2 separate regions of the Homo sapiens genome follow, and region 2 is linked to region 1. Evidence: chromatin contacts called from ENCODE Hi-C data. All regions are on one chromosome and are shown on one strand. The core of a region is the stretch at or near the end of the contact, and the rest is flanking DNA. Distances in the headings are between cores, read along the strand shown.

Evidence for each region. Hi-C counts contacts between places; a loop is a spot of excess contacts on that map. Pooled maps may share reads with other maps.
Region 2: a loop to region 1 is called in a map with no recorded cell type, with 10 times the contacts of the local background. The contact joins two enhancer-like sites. A Hi-C loop is called at or near these places in 2 of 37 single-sample maps with no recorded cell type and 2 of 50 pooled maps.

The regions. Positions count from the first base shown.
Region 1 is chr2:181,307,486-181,311,486 of GRCh38, reverse strand. The region is part of intron 3 of LINC01934 (long intergenic non-protein coding RNA 1934); the gene reads right to left. Among named protein-coding and RNA genes, the nearest start is that of MIR4437, 3.8 kb to the right of the region's middle. RefSeq lists a silencer at 1,539-1,739. Within about 2 kb of position 2,151, at least 5 of the 41 ENCODE cell types and tissues checked have a DNase peak (open chromatin) inside an H3K27ac peak, as active enhancers do.
Region 2 is chr2:183,991,013-183,994,822 of GRCh38, reverse strand. No RefSeq gene overlaps it. Among named protein-coding and RNA genes, the nearest start is that of MIR548AE1, 390 kb to the left of the region's middle. Within about 2 kb of position 1,667, at least 2 of the 41 ENCODE cell types and tissues checked have a DNase peak (open chromatin) inside an H3K27ac peak, as active enhancers do.

The DNA of each region.
Region 1 (4,001 bases), core at 902-3,401:
ACTTGGAAATAGATGTAAATGTACAGATATGCACATACATACCCAAGTTCAATATGTACCTGGATCTATTTCTAGAATTTCCATTCAGTTCCACTCATCAGTCTTTTTATCATGAGCTGGTGACACACTGTTTAAAAGATTTATAGTATAAAAAGATTTAAGTATAAAAGATTTATACTAGGTTTTAACATTTGTTATAACTAGTTCCCACTTACAGCTTTTCTTTTTAGTGTTTTTTTTTTTTTTTTTTTTTTTTTGAAACAGGGCCTCACTCTGTCACCCAGCCTGCTGGAGTGCTCACTGCCTGGCTCACTGCAACCTTGACCTCCCAGGCTCAAGTGATTCTCCTGCCTCAGCCTCCTGAGTAACTGGGACCACACTTGGTTATTATTATTTTTTTTAATGTTTTGTAGAGACAGGGCCTCACTAATGTTGCCTAGGCTGGTCATAAACTCCTGGGCTCAAGCAGTCCTCTCACCAAGGCCTCGCAAAGTGCTGGGATTATAGGCATAAGCCACCATGCCAGGCCCTATTCTTGTGTATGTATTTTTCTGCATAAACTTTAAAATAAACTTGTCTAGCTTCATAAAAACGCATGTTGATATTTTTATTGTACTTTTCATTTTTTCACATATTTTTGTTTGAAATATTTTTCCATATTTTAACCTGATTTTTTTTTCAGAGTATCTTTGGTTATAACATAGATTGCTATTTTTCTTTATAAAATGCAATTTTGGTAATAAATAATAAATTAATACATCCATGTTATGAATTAGTTTTCTTTTTTCATTTTATAAAATTTTAATTGAACTAAAACAAATATAACATTTTATACCTTTTTAAGTGTACAGTTTAGTAGTACACTATACTAAATCTATAGCAGAATTATGAGAGTTTTATATACCATCATTATGATAACAGTCTTATACTTGTATATATATTTACCTTTTATAGAGAGCTTTATATTTTCCTATGGTTTCATATGAAATCATATTATTTCATTGTTTCATTTTTCAATGTGAAGAATTCACTTTAGCATTTTTTTCTTTTATCATTACTTATTTATCTATTTTTAGTTCTGGGATATATGTGCAGGAGTGCAGGTTTGTTACATAGGTAAATGTGTGCCATAGGAAATAGTTATTTTCAACATCAAAATTATGTAAATAATATTTATTGAGCCTATTTTATATTAAGAACATTATATGTATTCTTAAATCCTCACAAATATAAAATATAAATTATTATCTATTTTATAGACAAGAAATCTGAAGCATGTAGAGATTAAGCCACTTGTCTAGAATATTTAAGCTGGGTCTATCTAAAATTAGAGCTCTGCACATATTGAAAACGTGAACTACTGCTTATTTTATAAAGTAACATTTATCAGAGTCCAAGTCATACAAAATTCCATAAAGAGAATGCATTTGGTTTCACTTGTGTTATAACAATCAGAAGAAAGATAGAATAATTATTTTTACTGAATTTGATTTTAAATGGTTGGTGACCACTAAAATGCATACGATAGTCTACAATGAAATAATATCAGACTCAAGAAAGTTGTGTTCCAGCCCCGTCATTATTACTGCTTAGCCAGGCATGTTTTGAGGGGATAGTTAATCCCTCTCTGTAGCTTGTCTTCTCTACTTTGAAATGGCATTGCATGTCTGTTTATCAAAGTTCTGTGGCAATAAAGTGAGTGACAGTACATAACAATGCATGGAGATAACAGAAATATAGTCGGGCAATGATACCTAGAGACCATTTCAAAAGTTGGCCTGGTAAATTAATGAGCTTCAGATTTTTAAAAACCCCAATTTAATTATAGATCAACACTTCTTCCTAGATCATTCTGCTTCACTTATTACTTTTCGTTTTATTTGTATTAAGTCAAAAAGGGTGCCTAATTATCATTTAATGTGTTTCTAAGCCACTACACTCAATTTAAAAATAGCTGCACTAATATATGCTGCCATGTAGATTATATTCATTTGAAAGTTTAACAATTTCAATTATTTTGTTGTAGAAAAAGTATACCAAAAGAATTTGGAAGGATAAATTCTTACAAAACGTATGTGGCTTTCATTTTCAGTACTTCCTATTTTCATTTGGCTTTTTCTCACGGGACTTACATACTTCTGCTTCTTAATAGGAACATTTAAAAACACTAAGTAAACTTTCAAGAGGGTCATTTCTTATTTTGCCCAAGTTGGCTCATACATCTCTAATTTGATTTTTGAGTTAGTAGAGTCAGTTTTGAGGGAAAATGTATTACTAGTCTTTGGGAGGTAGGTGAGATTTGTTTTATAAAATAGCGGCTTATTAATCCACAGTGTATTTTATTTATAAATTTTTGAATGATTTATTTTTCTAGGACTATATGTGAAGCATGTGACTTGCTTTTGTTCCCTTTTAGGCACTTTCATCTTCTTGCCTCTGTGGGAACATCACCATTTTCCCACTCATCTTGAACTCATCTCTTTCTTTCAGCATGTCGTTTTGTCCCCACACCTCATGAGAGAGCTACTTGAAGTAGAATTATTATGCATTTTAGAGATAAGAGATCTAGGGCCTATAGAGATTATGCAACCTTTCCCAGGAGATTTAAGCTGGGTGTATCTAAAAATCAAAGCCCACGTACATAAGAGAGCCACATGTCTATTACTTCCATCCCTATCTAGGCTACTCCAGTCAGGGACTTTGTTACCACAACATTAAACTAGACTAGCTTCAGTACAGCTCCCATTTGAACCACTATACATCCTTTCAAGGTCCTATACACAAATCATCCCCCTTTACCATCCCTCTTCCTCTAACTCTTCCTGGAATTTCTTCTCTGTCCTCACTGACCATTTTATACCAGAGATCCTCACCTTGACTGAACATTAGAATCACCTCTGTAGCTTTTATACCACATAAATGCCACATAAATGCCTGGGCTTCACCTCAGACCAATTAAATAAGATTTTCTTATGGTGGGATCTGGGCACTCACTATTGTAATGTGCAACCAGAGTTGAGAATGACAGGCTTAAATTTATATATTCCTTAAATATCAGCCTGAGCCCTGCATTGTGAACTACATCAACCCTTTGGCTCTTATCCCCAGAACACCTACCTTACAGTGCCTTAAATTGCTGTTATCATTTATAATTATTTCAGATATTTTCACTCAATCATTTCAAATACTTCATCATTTATTAAGAACCTGTTATGTGCAAAAGATAATCCCCATATCTGTTATATATGTGGTCTTCTCTCTTCAACTAATTGAAACCACTCTGAGAGCTTGGGTTACATCTTATATTTCTTCTTCAATCAAAATAGACCTAATGCATTTATAAGCTCATATTAGATCTCAATAATACTTTTCGGTGAAGATCTCTAGGTTTATATTTTATTCTTTTAGTTACCCAGATTTCTTCAGCAAATATTTACTGAACTGCTATTATGTGGAAGATACTCTGATAGATTTAATACAGAATTTAGGCCAGGCATGGTGGATCATGCCTGTAATCCCAGCATTTTGGGAGGCTGAGGCGGGCAGATCACCTGAGGTCAGGAGTTTGAGATCAGCCTGGCCAACATGGTGAAACCCCGTCTCCACTAAAAATACAAAAATTAGCTGGGCGTAGTGGCACACACCTGTAGTCTCAGCTACTCAGGAGGCTAAGGCAGGAGAATTACTTGAGAATCACAGAAGGCAGAGGTTGACGTGAGCTGAGATCATACCACTGCACTCCAGCCTGAGTAACAATATGAGACTCTGTCTCAAAAAAGGAATATATATATATATTCGTTTTAAGAAATAATCTTCACTTTTGGCTACAAATATATTTATTTGTTTTTTAAATGGCTTTCTGTTTTTATGTTTTGAAGTGATGTTTACTTGTTTCTATATTGGATAATGTGTCAGAATAACATTTATTAAATACCTCTTTTATGTCATTCTTCTGAGTTCTTTGCATCTGTAAATTTATTCTATAGTTCAACCAAATGAGA
Region 2 (3,810 bases), core at 418-2,917, 2.7 Mb before region 1:
GATTAACAAAGAAAATTGATGACAAATACCCAAATTGTAATAACTGTAATTTGTCTGTTACTTTTCAAATGAAAATGGTGTTCCATGAAGAAAAGCAGCTCGTTCAGCTCATAATCCAAGCAATCTTAGTGGTTTTTTTTTTTGAGATAAGCATTATACTTTGGTATGCAGTAGCAGTGCTTCATGCATACTTTCTATTTCATCTTATAGACTTTTGAAATCATTTTCTATCAGATGGTCTTTTTCTTTCTTTTCAATCACTTGTAGGAGTAATTTGCATTTTCTTCACTGGATATAAAACTTTCTTCATTGGGTATATGTACTGCAAATAATTCCATTTATTCTCTGGCCTGCATTTTTGCTCAGTAAATGACATTTTTCGGTAAGTATAGGTTTTTCATTTTCACATAGTTTAATTTGTAATTTTTTTCCTTCATGATTAGTAGTTTTCTGTCCCATTTAGGAAAAATTTTTAACCCAAAATAATGAAGATACTTTTCTACTTTACTCCCCAATATATTTTGTAGTTTTCGGTTTAGAGGTCTTGTACATGTTTAATTAGATTTATTCTTAGGTAATTTATATATTTTGATTTTTTGGCAAAATCAAAATACCTTATTTTCTCAAGTTCCAAATTTATTGCTGGTGTATAAACATATAACATATTGTAATACATAATGGAGCCCAGCAACTTGATACATTAACTTAACAATTTCAATAGTTTTGCTGTAGAGTCTTGAAATTTTTACATATAAAATCACATTACTTGCAGATAATGATGCTTTCATTATTTCATTATTCATTCCTTGGTTACCTGGCAGTGTGGCTGTGCAAACATTTTAGTCTCAGACCAGAGATTAGAGTATCTGCTTTGGAGTGGGGTAGGGACTTCCACAGCCAGAAAGTGCCTCAGCAGTATGGCTAAAATTGTGCCCTCCCTGTAGCAGGCCTAGGGCAGGAAGAGAACTCCTACGGCTGTGGTTTCTCCTGGGTAACAAGACTTGCACCAAGGCCCAGTTTGGTGACATGGAACTCATCTGTGTGTGACTTTGCTGAGTAGCCCATGCTGCTCCTTGGAAATCATGGTGCAGTAGAGGCTCCCCTCTGCTCTACCCCCAGAGAGAAATCCAGGAATTTGGACCATGTTCTTGCCTGGACCAGCAGCCTGAGCTACCCAACCCTTCCTGGACATAGATTGTGCAGTGGGGCTCTATGCTCCATGCCCAGGCAGATATCAAGGCATCCATAACACCTGTTACCCTGGTTCAGCAGCTTGAGCCACACTACCATTCCTGGACATAAATTGTGGTGTGGGGGGCCCTCTCTATTCCATTCCCAGGCAGATCCTATACATTTGGAGTACTACCTTGACTGAATCAGCATGCTGAGCTGTCCCACCCTTCCTGTGCAGAGATCCAGCCACAGGGGAATCCTTTCTACTACACAACCAGGCAGATTTCCAGGCATTCAGAGCACCTGCTTGTTTAGTCCAGCAGCCTGAGTTGCTTGGTGCTGGGGGATCATTTCTGCTCCACGCTCAGGCAGAAATCCAGTCATTCAGAGAACTGCTCATCTGGATCAGCAATCTGACCTGCCCCACCCTTCTGTGCAGAGTTTCTGATGCAAAGAGGCCCTCATTGCTCCATGCCCAGGCTGATCTCCAGACTTGTGAAGCACCTGTTTGCCTGATTCAGCAGCCTGAGCTGCCCCACTTTTCCCAAATGTAGATTATGGTGTAGTGAGGCCTTCTCCACTCCAAACCAAGGCATATTTCGAGACATTTGGAGCACAAGATCACCTGAATCAGCAGTCTGAGTTGCCCAGCCCCTCCTGTGCAGAAATATTGGTGCAGCAGGACCCACTCTGCTACATGCCCAGGCAGATCTCCAGACATCTGGAGCACCCACTCTACTAGATTAGAAATCTAGGCCATCCCTTACTCCTGTGCAGAGAACTTGGAGCTGAAGTAGGTGGCTTCCTACCTCCACACCTAGGTACACCTTTGGGTGCTTGGTGGCTACTCACTGGATTCTCCCCTTGTTGCTGGTGCCTCTGCCTGGCATGGGGGACCCATAGGTCAACCTGTCTGTTTTGGTCCCACCCTTCAGTCTCTTGCTCCTAGGGCACAACAGGGAGCTCAAACTACTGTATACTCCACAAATCATCCCAATGCCTGAGGCAACAGAGAGCTGCCAGTAAATAAGGATTATGTATATACCCAGCCACGTTGGCCACAGTCTGTTCTTACCAATAAGCACCATCCATGGGCTTACATGTCAAACTCCACAGCCTAATATAAAATCTGCTGAAAGAAATGCATAGCGCTATAGAAACAAAGCCAAGAGACCCTACCAGCATGCCTTACAACTCCTAGAAATAGAGAGGAAAGGAAAGAGAAAGAAGAAAATAATAATAACATTGTAGGGAAAGGAAGAAAAAGAAAAAATCCTACCCACATAAAAATAATTACAAAACTTAGAGGTGCCAGGATCTCCAGATGAGAAGAAACCAGTGCAAGAATTCTGGCCAAATGAAAGATCTGAATGCAGTGACACCAAGAAAGGATTGTACTAGCTCTTCAGCAATGCACCCTAACTGAAATGGAAACTCAGAAATGACAAATAATTCAAGCCATGGATTGCAAGGAAGCTGAATGAGATCCAAGACAAGGTTGATAATCAAACAAAGACACTCCTAAAGCAATCCAGGAAATGAAGGAAGAGATAAACATCTTAAAAAGAAATGAATCAGAATTTCTAGGCTTAAAAAACTCACTTAAGGAATTTCAAAATACAATTTAGGCTGGGTGCTGTGGCTCACTCCTGTAATCCCAGCACTTTGGGAGGCCAAGGCAGGTGGATCATCTGAGGTCAGGAGTTCGAGACCAACCTGGACAACATGATGAAACCCTGTCTCTACTAAAAATACTAAAAATTAGCCAGGCGTAGTGGTGCATTCCTGTAATCTCAGCTACTCAGGAGTCTGAGGCAGGAGCATCTCTTGAACCTGGGAGGTGGAGGTTGCAGTGAGCCAAGATCTTGCCCCTGTACTTCATCCTAGGCAACAGAGTAAAATGCCATCTCAAAAACAAACAAACAAAAAATTAAAAGCTTCATCAATAGAATGGACCAAGCAGAAGAAAGACACTCAGAGCTTGAAGATTGGTCTTTTGAACTGATAGACTCAGAGAAAAATAAAAAGAATTTAAAAAAATAAAAAAGTCTTTGAGAAATATAAAAGTATGTAAAGCTACCAAACCTACAAATTATTGGCATATCTGAGAGAAATAGAAGTGTAAACAACCTGGAAAATATATTTCAAGGAATAATTTAAGAAATCTTCTTTAATCTTGCTAAAAATAGACATCCAGAGACAAGAAATCCAGGGAATACCCGTGAGATACTATACATAATGAAGATCAACAGGCATATAGTCACCAGTCTATTTAAGGTTAATGCTAAAGAAAAAAATCTTAATGGTAGTTAGAGAAAAAGAGTAGATCATATACAAAGGGAAACCCATCAGGCTAAGAACAGACTTCTCAGCAGAAACCTTATAAGCCAGGAGAGGTCGTGGTCCTGTTTTCAGCATTCTTAAAGAAAAGAAATTCCAGCCAAGAATTTCATATCCCACCAAACTAAGCTTCACAAGCAAAGGAGAAATAACAGCTTTTCCAGACAAGCAAGCACTAAGAGAATTCCTAACCCATAGACAAGCCATATAGGAGATCCTTGGGGGAATCTTAATGAATACAAAAAAAAAAAAAGAAATCATACCAACAATACTCGACCATAGTGGAATAAAAATAGA